3 separate regions of the Mus musculus genome follow, and all the other regions are linked to region 2. Evidence: chromatin loops called from intact Hi-C (ENCODE). Cell type or tissue: heart. All regions are shown on one strand.

Region 1 (5,000 bases), 350 kb before region 2:
CATTAACAGATGAATGGATAACAAAAAAGTGGTACATTTACATAATTGAATATTATTTGGCTGTAAAAAAAAACCCCAAAATTATAAAATTTGCAAATAAATGGTTGGAGCTAAGAAAAAATTGTTCTGAGTAAGGTAACCCAGACCCCAAAAGACAAATATTGTATATATTCTCTTGTGTGTGGATGTCAGTTTTTAAGCCTTTGATAGACATGCTACCCAGGGATGTAGAATAAAGGACCAGGGAGAAGGGGGAGGTTTTCCAATGAAGGGGAAACAAAATATATAGTTATGTAAAATCATGGGCAGGATGAGCAAAAGGATTAAATAGAAGGGGGAGGAAAGAGGAAGGAAGGAGGAATACAGGCAAGAACAGCTAACACTAAGAGCCATTGAGGGATCATATGAAATCTGTATAACTATATGGAGACTTGGGGAAAACCGAATACTGTGTACTGCAAAAGGAATATAGCAATAAAAAGATTTGTCAGAGCATTCTTCTACACCCATAGATCAGTGCCTTTCTCAGTCATCTTCAGAGAAATTTCCTTGCAGAGCAGACAGGAACTAACACAGACCCACAACTGGACAATGTGCAGAGAGTGAGAGACCAACACTCGGTCCTAAGTAGGCTGTCTTCATCAATATCCCTTCCCTCAGAGGTCAGGGATCCACGCAGAAGAGGAGACACAAAGATTTTAAGAGCCAGAGGGATAGATGACACCAAGGAAACAGTGTTTTCCAGACACAAGGGGGTTAACACACATCAGAACTCACGGGGACTGTGGCAGGAGGCATAGGATGTGCTGTGGGGATGCACAGTTTCAAGTCGGATTGGGTCCCAGTGCCGAAAGGAGGAAGTGGACAGGCTTCCACCCCTCACCAAGAAGCTACCCCTAACTGACATTCACTTGCAAAGGAAAAATAATTTCCTCCAATGAAGTCTCATGAGTATATTAATCACACTTAAGGATAGCCCCCATGCCCAGAAGTAGATGGCCACAACGCAACAAACTCTGGTATTATTGTAGACTTTTGGACTTTTTTTTTTTGTCTTAGTGGTCTTTTGCTGGTATATTATGGTTTCTGATTTTGTGTCTTTATGGGTATCTCTCTGGACATGTTTCTTGTGCTTGCTCTTTCTTTCTTCTAAATTATTTGTTTTGTTTGCCTGTTTGTTTTCTTAATGAAGACCCTCTGGTATTTGGTATTTTATAAACAGTGAGGCAAGTGGCTGGGAAGGTAATTTATGTTTGCTGTCACCTGCAGTCTGTCTATAGATACGTTGTCTGCCCTTCAGTAATGCTAATTGTGTGTCAAATTGTATCTACCACAGTAGGCAATAGATGAAAATAAGTTGGTTAATATGCCTTCAACACGATGAAACTCTTACTTCCTCATACTTTCGTATATTCACTTTCAATAACATATTCAAAGCTAATAAGAACAGGAATGAAATCATAGCTTAATAAAACAAATTTGTTTATCTTTGCAGTCACTTTAGCTATTAACATTCTCCTATATTGTCCCAATATGTATTTAGATAGGAATAAAATGTTGTAACATTATTATTATTAAACACAAGCTTCTGTTTGCATGGGCAATGTGCTCTAATTGGTGCTGCTTAGTCTCATAGGAGAGACAGCCTCCTGCGCTCCCTCTCTGTCCCCCGAGTGTGCTTGTGCTTTTAGTGCTGAGCTGGTAATATGAAGGAAGAAGCACCAGAAGCCGATGAGTGGCATCGAAGGTGATGGTCACAGTGGCAGAGACCACGCTCACTTTAAGGCAGCAGTGGCTGCGCCCAGACTACAGCTGTAGCAGGGGTCACTGTCAAGGGCTGAGCAACCTGGACTTCTAGGAGGACCCGGAGAATTAAGGATATAGTTACTCAAGGTCTGCACCAGATCTGTAACACCAGAGGGCAGCACTTGCTGCTTCTCCTGCAAGCCTGGGACCACTATTCCCTGCTGATCAGCATTGGAAGAGTTTGTCCTTGCCTACCCAGGATTCCTATCCAGGCAAAGCCCTAGTCGGCAGACTGGGAGCAAGAAGATGAACTGCTAGGTGGAGGACACCCAGGGTGTTTCCTCGTTACACTTCAGGACATTCACCTGTTCCTTAGTCAGTGTTCTATTGTTGTGAGCGCTGTCTAGGGCAACTCTTACAAAGGAAGGCATTTGATTGGGATTTAGGCTACAGTTTCAGAAGCCTGGTCCATTATTACCATGGCGGGGAGCACGGTGGCAGGCATGCCAAGCATGGTGCTGGAGTATCCTGATCTATGGGCAGAGAAATAGCAAGCCTGGGTCTGGGATGGGTGCTTGAAACCTCAAAGTCCACGCACAGTGATACATTTTTTTTGCAACAAAGACACACCTTCTAATCCTTTCAAAGAGTTCAACTCCTTGGTGGCTAAGCGTTCAAATATATGAGTCTATGGGGGCCACTCATACCTCCCCCTTTCTTTGATGTTTACGGATGAGGTATCTATCTCGGTGTGTATACCTGACCGTCTTGGAAATTGCTCTGTAGTCCAGGCTGGCGTTGAATTCACAGAAATCTGCCTGCCTGTGCTTCCTGAGTGCTAGGCATGTGCCACTGCTCTGTGCGGCTAAATTCCCATTTTAACACAACAGCTGGCCTCTTAGTTACCTTTACCAAAGCATTTGGTAAAATACTCTGATCAGAGCTGGAGAGGTGGCTCAGAGATTAAATACTGTCTGCTCTTCCAAAGGACCCAGGTTCAATTCCCAGCATCAACCTGGTAGCTAAAAACTGTAACTCCTGTTCCAGGATATCAAACATCTGCACACAGACATACATACTGGCAAAACACCAATGTGCATAAAAAATTTTTAAAAATTAGTTTTTAAAAAGAAATTGATATTTGTTTTTAAATGTGCTCTGACCAAAGCAACTTTAAAGTTAATTTCTCTTTGGCAGCATATATATGAAAATTGGAATGGTATAGGAATTAACATGGCCTCTGAGTGGGATGACATGAAAATTTCTAAAATGTTCCATTTTTTTTTTTAAAAAAAAGTTTATTTGGGTTCAGAATTCAGGTTACAGTGTATCATGGTGGGGAAGTCACAGTGACAGGAACTAGAGGGAGCTGGTCACATTGTATCCACAGGCAGAAGGGGACAAGAGTTCATGCCTGCTTAGTGCTCAGCTTGCCTTCTTCACTGGTTACAGTCCAGCATCCCCTGCCCAGATAGTGCTCTACCCACAATTTTAGATCTCTGTCAAGAATAATGGTGCCCATAAGATCCTGTCCCAGGTGAGCATCCACGGAGCATCTGAGGCCAGGTCAGCAGGTGTTACCGTATTGCGAAGCTGTGCCTCTATTCCTCACATGTGTCTGTTTTGAAAACTCTTAAACTGAGAATCCCACTGGTCTGGTTGGGATGCTGGGCTGGCTCTGTCCGGGACATAGGGATGACTAGTACTATGGACAATGACCTTGACCTCGTGTCACTACCTCTCTAAGGGATGCTACAATATATATTCGTGGCAGATAATGCCTATTGGAAAGACCCAACCCTTCTGGTAGGAAGTCCCTAGCAAAGACAGGTGACTGTCCCCAGGGAGACCATATTTCCTTAGTACCCCCAAAGACTGACGTTTTACTGTTAACGTTTTACTGTTTTGTTTTGGGTTTTTTTTTTGTTGTTTTTTTTTTGTTTTGTTTTTTCATAGTGTCAAAAGCAGATGAGACTCTAAGCCTATTTTGAAAAGAGGATCGTGGGCTGCTAAGCCCAGATGATGCGGGGAATTGGTTTGGCCTTCCGCTAAAGATTCTGGAAGTATTTGTATAGGATTCCCTCAGGAGCAAGGATGGGGTTGATGCAGAAAGGAGGATGGCTTCGTTCCCAGAACCGTGATGGGGTCTTCACTCTTGACAAACTAGTAGGTAGGTTTTATAATTCCATTTTAATTTAAAGTGATACTGGATACTCCTGAAAAGAACCACATGACCACCTTCACAGTGCTGGAAGCTAGAGACATTACCCTGATTTTATATCCAACAAATTGTGTAAGCATGGCACCCCTGGAAGTGAGAAGGGAGGTAGCAAATTGGTCCTGTTCCTGAGCCCCTAGGCCAGTGGTTCTCAACCTTCCCAATGCTGCTACTTTTAATACAGTTCCTGGTGTTGTAGTGACCATGAAATTATTTTGTTGCCACTTTGTAACTGTACTTTTGCTACTGTTATGAAAATATCTGATATGCAAGGGTATCTGAGACGCAATCCCTGTGAAAAGGTTGGTTGATTCCCCAAAGGGTCTGCTTAGTCTCCAGGTAGCTATCCCATAGCAGCAGAGCACAAGAAGGCAGGATCTCTCACCATTCAAGATTTTGTTCCATGTGTTTATCTAAAATCATCATCACCATCACCATCATCATCACCATCACCATCATCATCACCATCACCATCATCATCACCATCACCATCATCATCACCATCACCATCATCATCACCGTCATCATCACCGTCATCATCAGCATCATCACCACCATCACCATCACCATCACTGTGCGTATGGTATGTGTGTGCCGCATGACAGCAAGAGTGTGTCTGTCTGAGTTTGTACCATGCCAGCCAGACCAGAATGCAGAGGACTTGGGTCAGAACCAAGCCACACATCACAAAGCTTTTACAACCTTCCAAACAGCATCAGCAGCTGGGACCAAGTGGTCACTCACAAGAGCCTGTGGGGACATTTTACATTCTAACTGTAACATTCCATGGAGATGAAAAGATGACAGAGAAAAGAAAAACTTCAGCCTCGGTCCACTGTGAAGATTCCCAGTGGATCTGTAGTTCCCACCAACGCAGCTTAGCCTCAGAGAGCCTTTGTGCTCAGTGCTCCGAAGCCTGTCTGCAGTCTATCCCATTCCCACCCAGTCCAGTGAGCACTGGCCTCCTATTTATCTCTCTATTTTGCTCTTCCGGGCATCACTCACAGACCACATCCTGTGGTATGTGGGATCTCAC
Region 2 (5,000 bases):
AAATCTCTAAGAATAAATCCCACAGTCTTCACGCTCTCCTACTTCCCTGTCTACCTACAATGATGGCACATTTAAACTGTGATCAGGGGAAAGAAGGCAGCAGACTGAAGCTTTGAGGATAAGGAACAGTTTTATGGAAAGCTGGGCTTTGATTGCAATGCTTGCCAATAATTTCAGAATTTGGGAAGTAGAAGCAGCAGGATCAAGAATTCAAGGCCAAAGTTGGGCACAGCAGTTTATGCCTTTAACCCCGGAGGTCAGCCTGGTGCACAAAACCAGGGCTGTTCTACAGAAAAATCCTGTCTCAGAAACAAACAGTTCAATGCCAGCCTCAGCTATATAGGGAGTTTGAGGCCAATCTGAGGTACATGAAATTCTGTTTCAAAAAACAAAAATAAACTGTAAGTGGGTGGATGAGACTGCTTAGCAGGTAAAGCCATTCGCTGTCAAGCCTGATGGCCATCCCTGGGACTCACGTGGTAAAAAGAACCAACTCTGCTAAGTTGTCCTCTAACCTCCACACGTGCAGGAGCACGAACAGGCAGGCCTATGCTCACCACACACACACACACACACACACACACACACACACACACACACACACACACAGTGTGTGTTTGAAATCCCAGGACTTGGCTGGATGGGACAACATCAAAAAACAAAGTCTGGAGAAGTGACTTTAAAGAGCAGTGTGGGAAGAGAAAACACTACTCAGTTAAAAAAAGAAAACCGCCACTACTGTAGCGCTTCAGGAGACCCCATGACAAATAAGTTCCTCTTGCTCAACAACAAGAGGTGGAGATCCAGGGCTGACCGACGTCTACCTGGCCAGAGATTGGACTGGACAGACTAGCACACCTACGACCACAAACAGGGTATCCAGAGCACTCGGTGCTCCATCCCGTCCTGAGTCCAGTCCAGCATGGGCCCCCGGAGACTGATAACCCTGCATGGTTCTCCTTCCACCTTATACGGGTGCCAGGGAGATAGATGAAAGACCCTTTATATTGCATGGGCTCCCACATTAGTGTCTGGGACCTGATTTACCCCACAGGGCCTCAAGATCAACTGCCATGCCCCCCTATCTCTCTCCTTTCACAAAAATGGACCTCACCTCACCCCGTGGTACCAACTCCTAGCGGAATCCCGGGGTCGCTGCCTAGTGTCTACAGTCCTTTTTCTTCACTCCGTACAGACGCTAGTGAGACATGCATTTAAGATCGTTATACACCCCAGACTCCAAAGACCTGTGGCCGCATCTTCCTTACATGGCTCGATACCTCTGCCCCGGCCTTACCTTCTTACAGACCCTCGAGGCCGGCGTCCACGGTCGTCTCCCCATAGCCTCCCGAGGCTGGCCTCCATGGCCATCTGTGCCCACCGACCCCTGAGGCCGGCGTCATGGCCATCATCCCCATAGCCTCCCAAGGCTAGCGTCCACCGCCGTCTCCCCAACAGATCCCCGAAGCGGGACTCAGCCGCAGTCTCTCCCCAGCCCCGCGTCCGCAGCCGTCTCCCTACGGACACCCCTCCCTCTCTTCAGCCGCTGGCCGGCCGAGGGTCTCCCGGGACAACGCCGGTCAGGCGGGCAAAGGCGGCCGCGTCCGGACCGGCGGCTGAGCGAGCATGACCTTGCGGGGCTCGGGGGTTGGGGTGGGGTGTCGGTCGGGCCTCACCTTCCGCCACGTCCTCGTCGACAGCGCCCTTCACCTGCGAGAAGCACCACTGGAAGTCGTTGCCGCCCGCCGGGCAGCCGCCGCCTCCAGCTCCTGCAACAGAGCGCGCCGTCAGGCCGGCCCCGCCCCGCCCCACCACCGTCCAGTCCGCCCGCCCGCCCCGCTCGCTCGCTCGCGCACGGCCCTCACCTGCCATGGCGCGGGCGGGACGCGCCCAGCCGAGCGCGGCCGACCGAGGCGCTCCGAGCGCTCAGCCCCGGCCGCCACCGCCGCCGCCGCTGCCGCCACCGTCGCCGCCGCCGGGGAGGGAATTTTTTCCCCTTTTCAAAATGGCGCCCAATGCCCGTCGCCCCGCCGGATGACGTCATCCCCCTCCGCCTCCTCCGACGGTCAGTGCCGCGGGGGCTGCCGGGGGCGCACCGTGCGCCGACTGCGTCTGCGCGAGCTGTCTTGAGGTTGGACCTACGTAGCCGCTGCGGTCCAAGGAGAGGAGTGTCTTGGACTAGTCCGCTGGCAGATAGAGGCGGCCTTCTCGAGTCGTGTCAAGGCTAGGACGCGACGCCCTCTACGTTCTTAAGGCCTCAGACTTTCTTCTGCGGCCGGCTGGACTGGATGCTCGAAGGCCTGGGCCTTTCCTACAGCTGAGCCAACGGGAACGCGGAACCTCCGTGGATCTGCCAATAGAGAGCGCTCGGCCGTGGGCAGGCGGGGCCTCTGATCCCCGGAGCACCTGGAACCCAGCACCTGCGTGCGTAATTTTGCCCATCATCCAGGCTCTCTTGCCCCCAGAATCTTTGATCGTAGCTTCTGAGCACTGATCTCATCAGAGTGCTACTTCAGGGATTCTTTGAGCTCTCAGTATAGCCCCTAGGGAACCGTTCTCGACATTTGCTTTATTTGTGGGTGTGTTTTTCTAGCATGAAGAGGAATTATTTGTTCGTGGGCTTGACTTATCCGAAATCACTATGAAGTTGGCAGTGAGCGTACTGCACCACTAGAGGGCAGTTGTTCCAAACCAGAGCATTCTCCACTTCAAAAATGTTTTGCCTTTTAGCAAGTGCTTTTTCTATTCTCAGTCTTGGCTGGGATGCTGCTTGTGTAGAGGTGATGTGTCTGTCCTGGTGGAGTTTACTCTTCAGCGGAGAAGAGACAATAAGAAAAACCTGGGGAAAGTTAAGTGGACTAGAGTTAAATACAACACAGAAGCAGGGGAAGGAGATTGGAGCAGTTGGTATCTTTAGGAGAGCAATTAGAGGAGATAAGAAAGAATCTCAGGCTGACGTCTTGGGCGGCTGCTAGAAATGAGAACAGCTAGTGCACAGGCTGGGCCACCCTGACCTTTTCTTTCCGATGTTTTATTTTTAATTCAATTGCACACACACACTTTGATTAGGGTCTTGCCATGTAACATGAGGCTGGTCTCTAAATTGAAATACGTCTGGTTCCACCTCGTTGGCGCTGGGTTTACAAGCACGGAGCACACCTAAGCTTGCTAATGTGTTTAAAGGGCAGCAAGAAGCTGTGGGGAGAACAGAAGTGGCCAAGGAAGGCTAGTCATAGCAGTGGAGGCAAGGTGGTCCGGGACAGAGCAGGAAGCTGTTTTCAGGGGGTGAACTCTGATGAGAGGGCTGGCTATGGCCAAGAGCTGGAGAAAGTCATGAAGAAATAGGGCCTTCCATCAGTAGCAGCACTCAGGGTTGTTTCTGAAAGAACTGTCTCTGAGTTAAGTAGGAGGATAAAATGAGCTGCATGTGTCTGGGTGTATGAGAGTAATGGAGAAGAATAAGAGACATGGAGTAGTGAGGATATAGGAATGTCACCCAGATGACACTCCAGAGCATCAGGAGAGTTAAGAGCATATGTATAGTTCTGGGAGGACGTTTTGGGAGGAGCCTGAGGACGGAATTCCAAGCCTGGGAAGAAGCATTCTGAGACTGCTTGCAGAACTGGGGTTTAACTTAAGTTTATCCAGACTCCATGTAGGCATGGGTATCTCAAGTAATGCCAAGTGATCTCGATATTCCTATCTGCCTAATTGTAGCTGCATGTTTAAGTTATGTAGCTAGACAGCACTGTCACATGTGTGTCTGTGTGTACTGGGGTGCTTCTTAATGAAGAATGACAGACCGAATGGACAGAACTGTAAGTAGCTGCCTTAATAATTAGTGGCAGGCAGTATATTTGGCTTACACTTCCACATTATAGTCCATCACTGAAGGACATCATGGCAGGATCCTGGAAGCAGGAGCTGATGCAGGTCATGGAAGTGTGCTGCTTACTGGCTGGCTCCTCATGGCTTGCTCATCCTGCTTTCTTACAGATCCCAGAACCACCGGGACAGAGGTGGCTCCACCCATAATAGGCTGGACTCCTCCCCATCAATTACCAATTAAGAAAATAACAGGTTTGCCCTCAGGTAGATCTGAGGGAGGCATTTTCTCCATTGAGGTACCCTCCTCTCAGATGACCCCACCCTGTCAAGTTGACATGAAATGAGCCAGCATAGGCCAAATTTAACTTTTTAAAATATATGCACATCTATGCCCAGGCCAGAAGAGGGTGTTGGATCCTGTAGCATTGGCGTTATAGGCAGTAGGGAGCTGCGGGACATAGGTGCTCGGAACCAAACTAGGGCCCTCTGGAGGAGAAGCAAGTGCTCTCATGCACTGAGCCATCTCGAGCCCCATCGTTTTCGATTGCTTACTCTAATGTGGAATGGGGTGGGTACCTGCCTTGTTCTCCACCTCCACTCTATCCACTTTTCCTCTCTTGTCTGTTTGTCCTCCTCTCTAAGGATGTGGTTCTGTCCTTAGACCGAGAACCCTTGTGGGTCATTCCTTAGAGACCTTAAGCCACTCTGCTCCAGCCCCTGCCTTCTGTGATCTTAAGGTCTCCATAGCAACTGTTAGTAACTAATGAAACAAATATTGTGTGTCTGTTGAGTGAGACCGACCTAGTCTTTGTGTACAGGAGCTCAGAGTCCATCAGGAGCAGGCCATCTCTGAGCCATCTCTGTCTACTATGTAAGCGGGCTGATAGGAGGGAGTGCATGAGAACTTAGCATGGGGTGGGGTTCTGGGCTTTTAGCCAGAAAGATGGGTGCTGAAGCTGTTGAGTAGCATCTGTGAGCTTGATGGGTGATAGGGGTTGAGGAAGGGGTGAGGGGATAGAGATGGTGCATGTTATCTAACCTTAGACATGGAAAGTTCGGTGGCTTTGGTGCGGGAGTGGAGTAGGTGCACTTCCAAGTAGTGCTGACTGTCATGGCCTAACTGCAGATTGGGTTGTAGAAACTTGCTTGACTCCTGTAGCCGTAAACCAGCA
Region 3 (5,000 bases), 63 kb before region 2:
ACTGCTTTCCATAGACCAGGCTGGCCTCGAACTCAGAAATTTGCCTGCCTCTGCTGCCTCCCAAGTGCTGGGATTAAAGATGCGTGCCACCACCTCCCACTTTTCTCCCCCCCTTTGAACGGGCTTTCACCTTGTAACTCAGCTGGCCTGGAACTCACCATGTGGACCAGCTGGGCCTCTAATTCACAGAGATCCACCTGCCTCTGCCTCCCAGAGGGCTAGGATTAAAGGCGTGGTGCTCCACTACAAACAACTGACTCCTTTGCCTGTTTTTTATTGAATGGTCTAAAGAGGTGGACAACCTTTTCTCCTTAAAAATACATATGTCTACAGCACTCAGGGGGCAGACGCAGGCTGATTTTCTGAGAGCTCGATGCCAGCCTGGCTTACATGGTGAGTTCCATGAGACCTAGAGAGACCCTGTAATAAATAAATAGCCTCATATACACACACATACACACACACATACATACATACATAGAAAATAAAAAAGGGCCGGGCAGTGGTGGTGCACGCTTTTAATCCCAGCATTTGGGAGGCAGAGGCAGATTTCTGAGTTCGAGGCCAGCGTGGTCTACAGAGTGAGTTCCAGGACAGCCAGGGCTGCACAGAGAAACTCTGTCTTGAAAAACCATTAAAAAAAAAAAAAAGAAAAAAAAAGAAAGAAAAAAAAAGAAAAAAAAAGGATAAACATAAATTTCTACTTATAACATCCCTAACCCCTTCAAATCCACATTTTCGTTTTTCCTTTTCTTAGTAGACTGGTGTAGAGAATTCCCAGACCCTTCTCTTTCCCTTTGTCATTCAGGCACACATATCTATGCAAGCTGGGGATTGAACCCTTGGATTTGCTGGACACGGAGGCTATCACCAAGCAGGACCACAGCTGTTTCTTGCTGGACACAGAGTCTGTCACCAAGCAGGACCACAGCTGTTTTTTTCTTGCTAGGTGTGGTAGTATGTCTGTAATCCCAGCACCTGGGGGGTTGAGACAAAGGTTTGGTGTCTGTAGCAGAGAATCTGTTTATTGTTCTGAAGGCCCTAGGCTAGAGCTCCGAGCACTGTAAGAAAGCAAGCTTTCAGTTAAGAGTGGTGGAACCACTGGGAAGCTGGGGCAGGAAAAAAAGTTTAAGACCAGAGTAGGTTACAAAGCGAATCTGTCTAAAAAAAGACATCAGATTCAGTCTGGTGACATGGCTCAGCTGCAGTGAACTTGCATGTGCAAGGCCCTCGTATAACCTTAGCACTCCAAACAAAACAAACGGAAATCAAGGCTGCATAGCTATAATCCCAGCTCTCAGGAGGCGAAAGCAGTAGGATCGGAAATTCAAGGTTAGCTTTTGCTACACAGCCAATTCAAAGCCAGCCTCGGTTATGACATTGTCTGGGAAAAAACAAAACACCAAATGAAGCTGCTTCTAGTGACCTGACCCACTGCTACTAAGATAGCTTCTTTTGAGGTTCACAAGCCCCTTCTCTATCCCAGAACTGTATCAAGAGGGAATTCCAACCTCCAAGTACAGAGAAGCTACTGGGTAGGTTACAGGGAGGATGCAGAATCCTCAAAACTGGCCCTCCAAAGGTCTCTCCAACCGTTCCTGTCCAAAAATGCCGTCCTTTCTCGCATGCAGCATACCACAGCACTACCCAACTCGCCATTGATGCTGCAGTAGAATACTGGCAAATTTTTTGTTTTGCTTTGTTGTAAACAGCTTCATACAGTGCAGCCCAGCCTGGCCACGAACCAGGGCTGGGACTAGAGTTATACATAAGCACTCCCGGACTGCATTTTTCTTAAAGATGCAACCTAAAAAACTATCTGTAAGCGTGCATAGAGACAGCGAGACCATGTGTGCTCCCATTGCTGGCGCTCGCAGGTTCCGGAGGAGATTGGGGAACTATGGGTCAACCGCGAGCAGGAGGGGCAAACTCAGCACCCAAGGCCAGACGCCCAAAAACCTGGCCGCACGTCCTCATGCCACGCCTATCTCGGAGCCCGCCCACGTCTGCCCACCTCCAGCCTGGCTTCAAGACCCGCCTCTTGGCCTCTGCAATGCGCGCACCTCGGAGTCCCAAGGCTCAGACCTCGAGCCCCGCCCCCAGACTCTTCCCTACCCGCCTAGGTCCCAGTTACTCCAGCCTCAGGCACAGCCCCCGGTCCACTTCTGCATTAGACCTTAAAAACAGCCGCCCTCCCGCGCACTCCTGCCTCAGGCCCCGCCCATGCCGGCGCACGCGCCGCACGTGCCACACGCTCCCCCGCGTTCCTCCCCCACCTGCAGGCCCCGCCCCCCAGCCAATGGGCTCCGCCGCCGCGTGCGTCCCGCCCCGCCCCGCCCCTTGTCCCTCAGTCCAGTGTCGCCTGGCCTCAGAACTGAGCGGCGCAGGCTGCCCCTGCTACCTCTCGGTGACCGCCTCCCAGGCCTGTCGCAGTTGGGTTCGGGCTCCTTTGCCGAGCCACCATGTCGCAGAGCGGGGAGGAGAACCTGCAGGGTGAGGCAGTGGGCCGAGAGGGGCCGCGGAGGCGGTAGGGTCGCGGGCTGGGGTGCGGTGAGTGGAGGCCGCGATGCAGTTCGGTGCAGCCGGGGCTGGGTGGTGAGCCTCGGGGCATCTTACAGACAGTACCTTCACAGGCAGGCCGGGTCTTTCTTTCCTGCTCTGTTCTTCACACTGTCATAGTTCTGTATTTTCAGACTCTGTAGGTCAGGGGAGCCTCGAACTCTGCGATCCTCCTTCCTCAGCTTCCCGAGTAGCTCAGATTTCAGGCCCTTGGCGTCCCCTTGTTCAGAGTTGCTTAAGTGAGTTAGAGGTTGCAGTTGAATTTTCAGTGCTTTGATTGAAGTCATTAATATTTATGACTGTAGTGCCTTTCACTTTTCCTACTTGGTACTGGGGACAGAACCAGATCTGAACGTGCTGGGTAAGTGCTCATTTCCCGAGCAACACTACCAGTTTTCATTTTATTGCTTTAAGACATACTGGTCTTGAACTTGTGATCCTCCTGGTTCAGCCTCTAGAGTAGCTGGAATTTGGAATTAACAGGCTTTGCCGCTGTGTCCCCTCTCCCCCAATCTTTACCCCTGGCTTGCTTTGTTGCCACTTCCTGATGGAAGAGGAGGATACAGGGTTTCAGACCTCTGTCAGGTTTTAGAGTTAAGAGGTGGGATAGCCGCACAGTGGTGGCACAAACCTTTTATCCCAGCAATCAGGAGGCAGAGGCAGGGGGATTTCTGTAAATTCGAGGCCAACCTGGTCTACAGAGTGAATTTCAGGACAGCCAAGTCTACAAAGAGAAAAACAGAGAGGGGGTATGGCTGGAGGTAGTGTGGAAGAGAGCTACAACAGCTCAAAAGGAGGGTAAAGTGCTTATAATTTAGTTCAGTAGGCTCACTGCAAGCAGTGAAGTAGATTGTAGGTTAAAATGGAAGTGAGGCTGGGTGTGGTGACACACCTAAAATCCCATCATGGGGTGGGTGAAGTTGAGTCTTGACAAATTCCAGGTTAGCCTGGACTACACAGTCGTACCAGGCTAGTTCGGGGCTCTGTAGCCAGACCCTGTCTCACAAATAACAGAAAGGCTCTCCCAGCATCAGCCTTTACAGACTGTTAGCACTGCGCAGACAGCTGCTAGTTTTGCAAGGCCAGCCTGGGTGCTATGTGCCATTGTCCATTTCTGAGAGCTACCTGGTGGGCCTGAGTTGAGTCTGAGTTGAGTCTCAGGCCCTGAGACTGGAGGAGGATCCTGTTGACCTTTGTACTCTCTGAAGCAAGAGTTCACCAGGTAAAACGCATGTCAGTAAACGTGAGAGAGAGGCTTTCCAAACCTTTAAAATGAATGCTTTAGTGTCAACTCCCCTCCCCCCCCCCAGGCAGGGTCTCACTCTCAGTGAACTCCCAGAGATCTGCCTGCCTCCACCTCCCTAGTGCTGGGATTAAAGGTGTGGGCCACAGTACCCACTTTAGTGTGAAGACGTGGTTTCTCTGTATAGCTCTGGCTGTCCTAGAACTTGTGTAGACTATGCTGTCCAGAGATTCTGTGTCCTGGAGTACTGGAATAGGGTAACTCAGAGCAGTGTTGTGTTAAAAGAGTTTTTAAAAAGCTTGCATTCAGAGACACTGAGTTAGCTGAATTTATTACCCTAAACGAGATTTTAGTAGGCAGAATTTAATCAGCCTAACACATTACAGAATCTGTATTTTCAAACTACAGCCACATTAAAAAAAAAATCTCGTAATTCAGGTTTTATTCCCTAATGTCAAACGTCAAACAGTTGGAATTTTTTGATTGAGAAGTTTTTTTGTCTTTTCTCTTAAGAGATCAAGTGATGTTTTGTGTAAAGTCACTTTCGTAGCTAGTTGAAATTTGATTTCTGACACTATGCTGTTAAGACTTCATCTAGGGGAGTTTCTGAGTATTCCTGAGAGGTCTCGGTTAACATACACTCAGCTGACATGCACGCCAGACTGCTGAGTCATTGGCAGAAGGGGGTTGTCATTAGACGTTTCAAGGGTTAAGGTTTTGTGTTTTTCTCTTTTACTTATTCTATAAAAAGATGGTTACGGTGTGGAAACTCAGGCTAAGGATTTGGGCCATTGTTTGGGGTGTACGTGCAGCTCAGCACTGGCTCACTGTCTAGCTCAGGGTAGGAGGGGTCACTTAGTCACATGGGTTATCTCAGCTGCCCTATGAAATGTGAATCCCAGCTTGGAGTCAGAGCTGAGGCAGCTCCTCTGTTTGCCGCTTCGTGTTTACTTCTGAGGCTGAGAGCTGTGGAAGCCTTGTTGGTAGGTGGGACAGCAAATATTCCCCATAGCAACCTCTGGGACCAGCGTTACTGAAGGCGTTACCCACAACACTGATTGGTTCTGTTCCCTTTTTACCTCTGCTCCATCTTATTGAAAGGTGTTTAGGAGCAGGGCTTTTCTGTATGACTTCTGGCATGCTGGAGGAGAGATAAGTATTGTGATATTTCTGTGCCTTGGTTGCTGCCCTTTCCTGA

The links. Hi-C counts contacts between places; a loop is a spot of excess contacts. Peaks named below come from ENCODE experiments on the same cell type or tissue, not always from the same donor. Only the 100,000 strongest peaks of a DNase experiment are listed, where the experiment ranks them.
Region 1: a loop joins it to region 2, with 2.7 times the contacts of the local background. A loop is called at or near these places in 7 of 42 quality-filtered maps.
Region 3: it touches region 2 in a loop (3-fold over the local background); 10 of 42 quality-filtered maps call a loop at or near these places.

What each region holds. Positions count from the first base shown.
Region 1 is chr7:139,197,226-139,202,225 of GRCm38, reverse strand. It overlaps a transcript of Stk32c not described here. Among named protein-coding and RNA genes, the nearest start is that of Stk32c, 11 kb to the right of the region's middle. In heart, a CTCF peak has its summit at 1,919 (motif pointing right); no DNase peak of the experiment used is centred here; H3K27me3 peaks cover 2,223 bases.
Region 2 is chr7:138,843,381-138,848,380 of GRCm38, reverse strand. Mapk1ip1 (mitogen-activated protein kinase 1 interacting protein 1) reads left to right here and starts at 2,114. Exons shown (of 2, transcript NM_001045483.1): 1 at 2,114-2,424. It overlaps Ppp2r2d (protein phosphatase 2, regulatory subunit B, delta), which reads right to left and starts at 1,995. Exons shown (of 9, transcript NM_026391.2): 1 at 1,866-1,995; 2 at 1,677-1,769. The coding sequence starts at 1,872. In heart, CTCF peaks have their summits at 2,446 and 2,666 (motif pointing right); DNase peaks (open chromatin) are centred at 840, 2,170 and 3,070; H3K4me3 peaks cover 3,120 bases; H3K27ac peaks cover 2,825 bases.
Region 3 is chr7:138,906,856-138,911,855 of GRCm38, reverse strand. It overlaps Bnip3 (BCL2/adenovirus E1B interacting protein 3), which reads left to right and starts at 2,350. Exons shown (of 6, transcript NM_009760.4): 1 at 2,350-2,493. The coding sequence starts at 2,463. In heart, no CTCF peak of the experiment used is centred here; DNase peaks (open chromatin) are centred at 2,295 and 4,705; H3K4me3 peaks cover 3,857 bases; H3K27ac peaks cover 4,245 bases.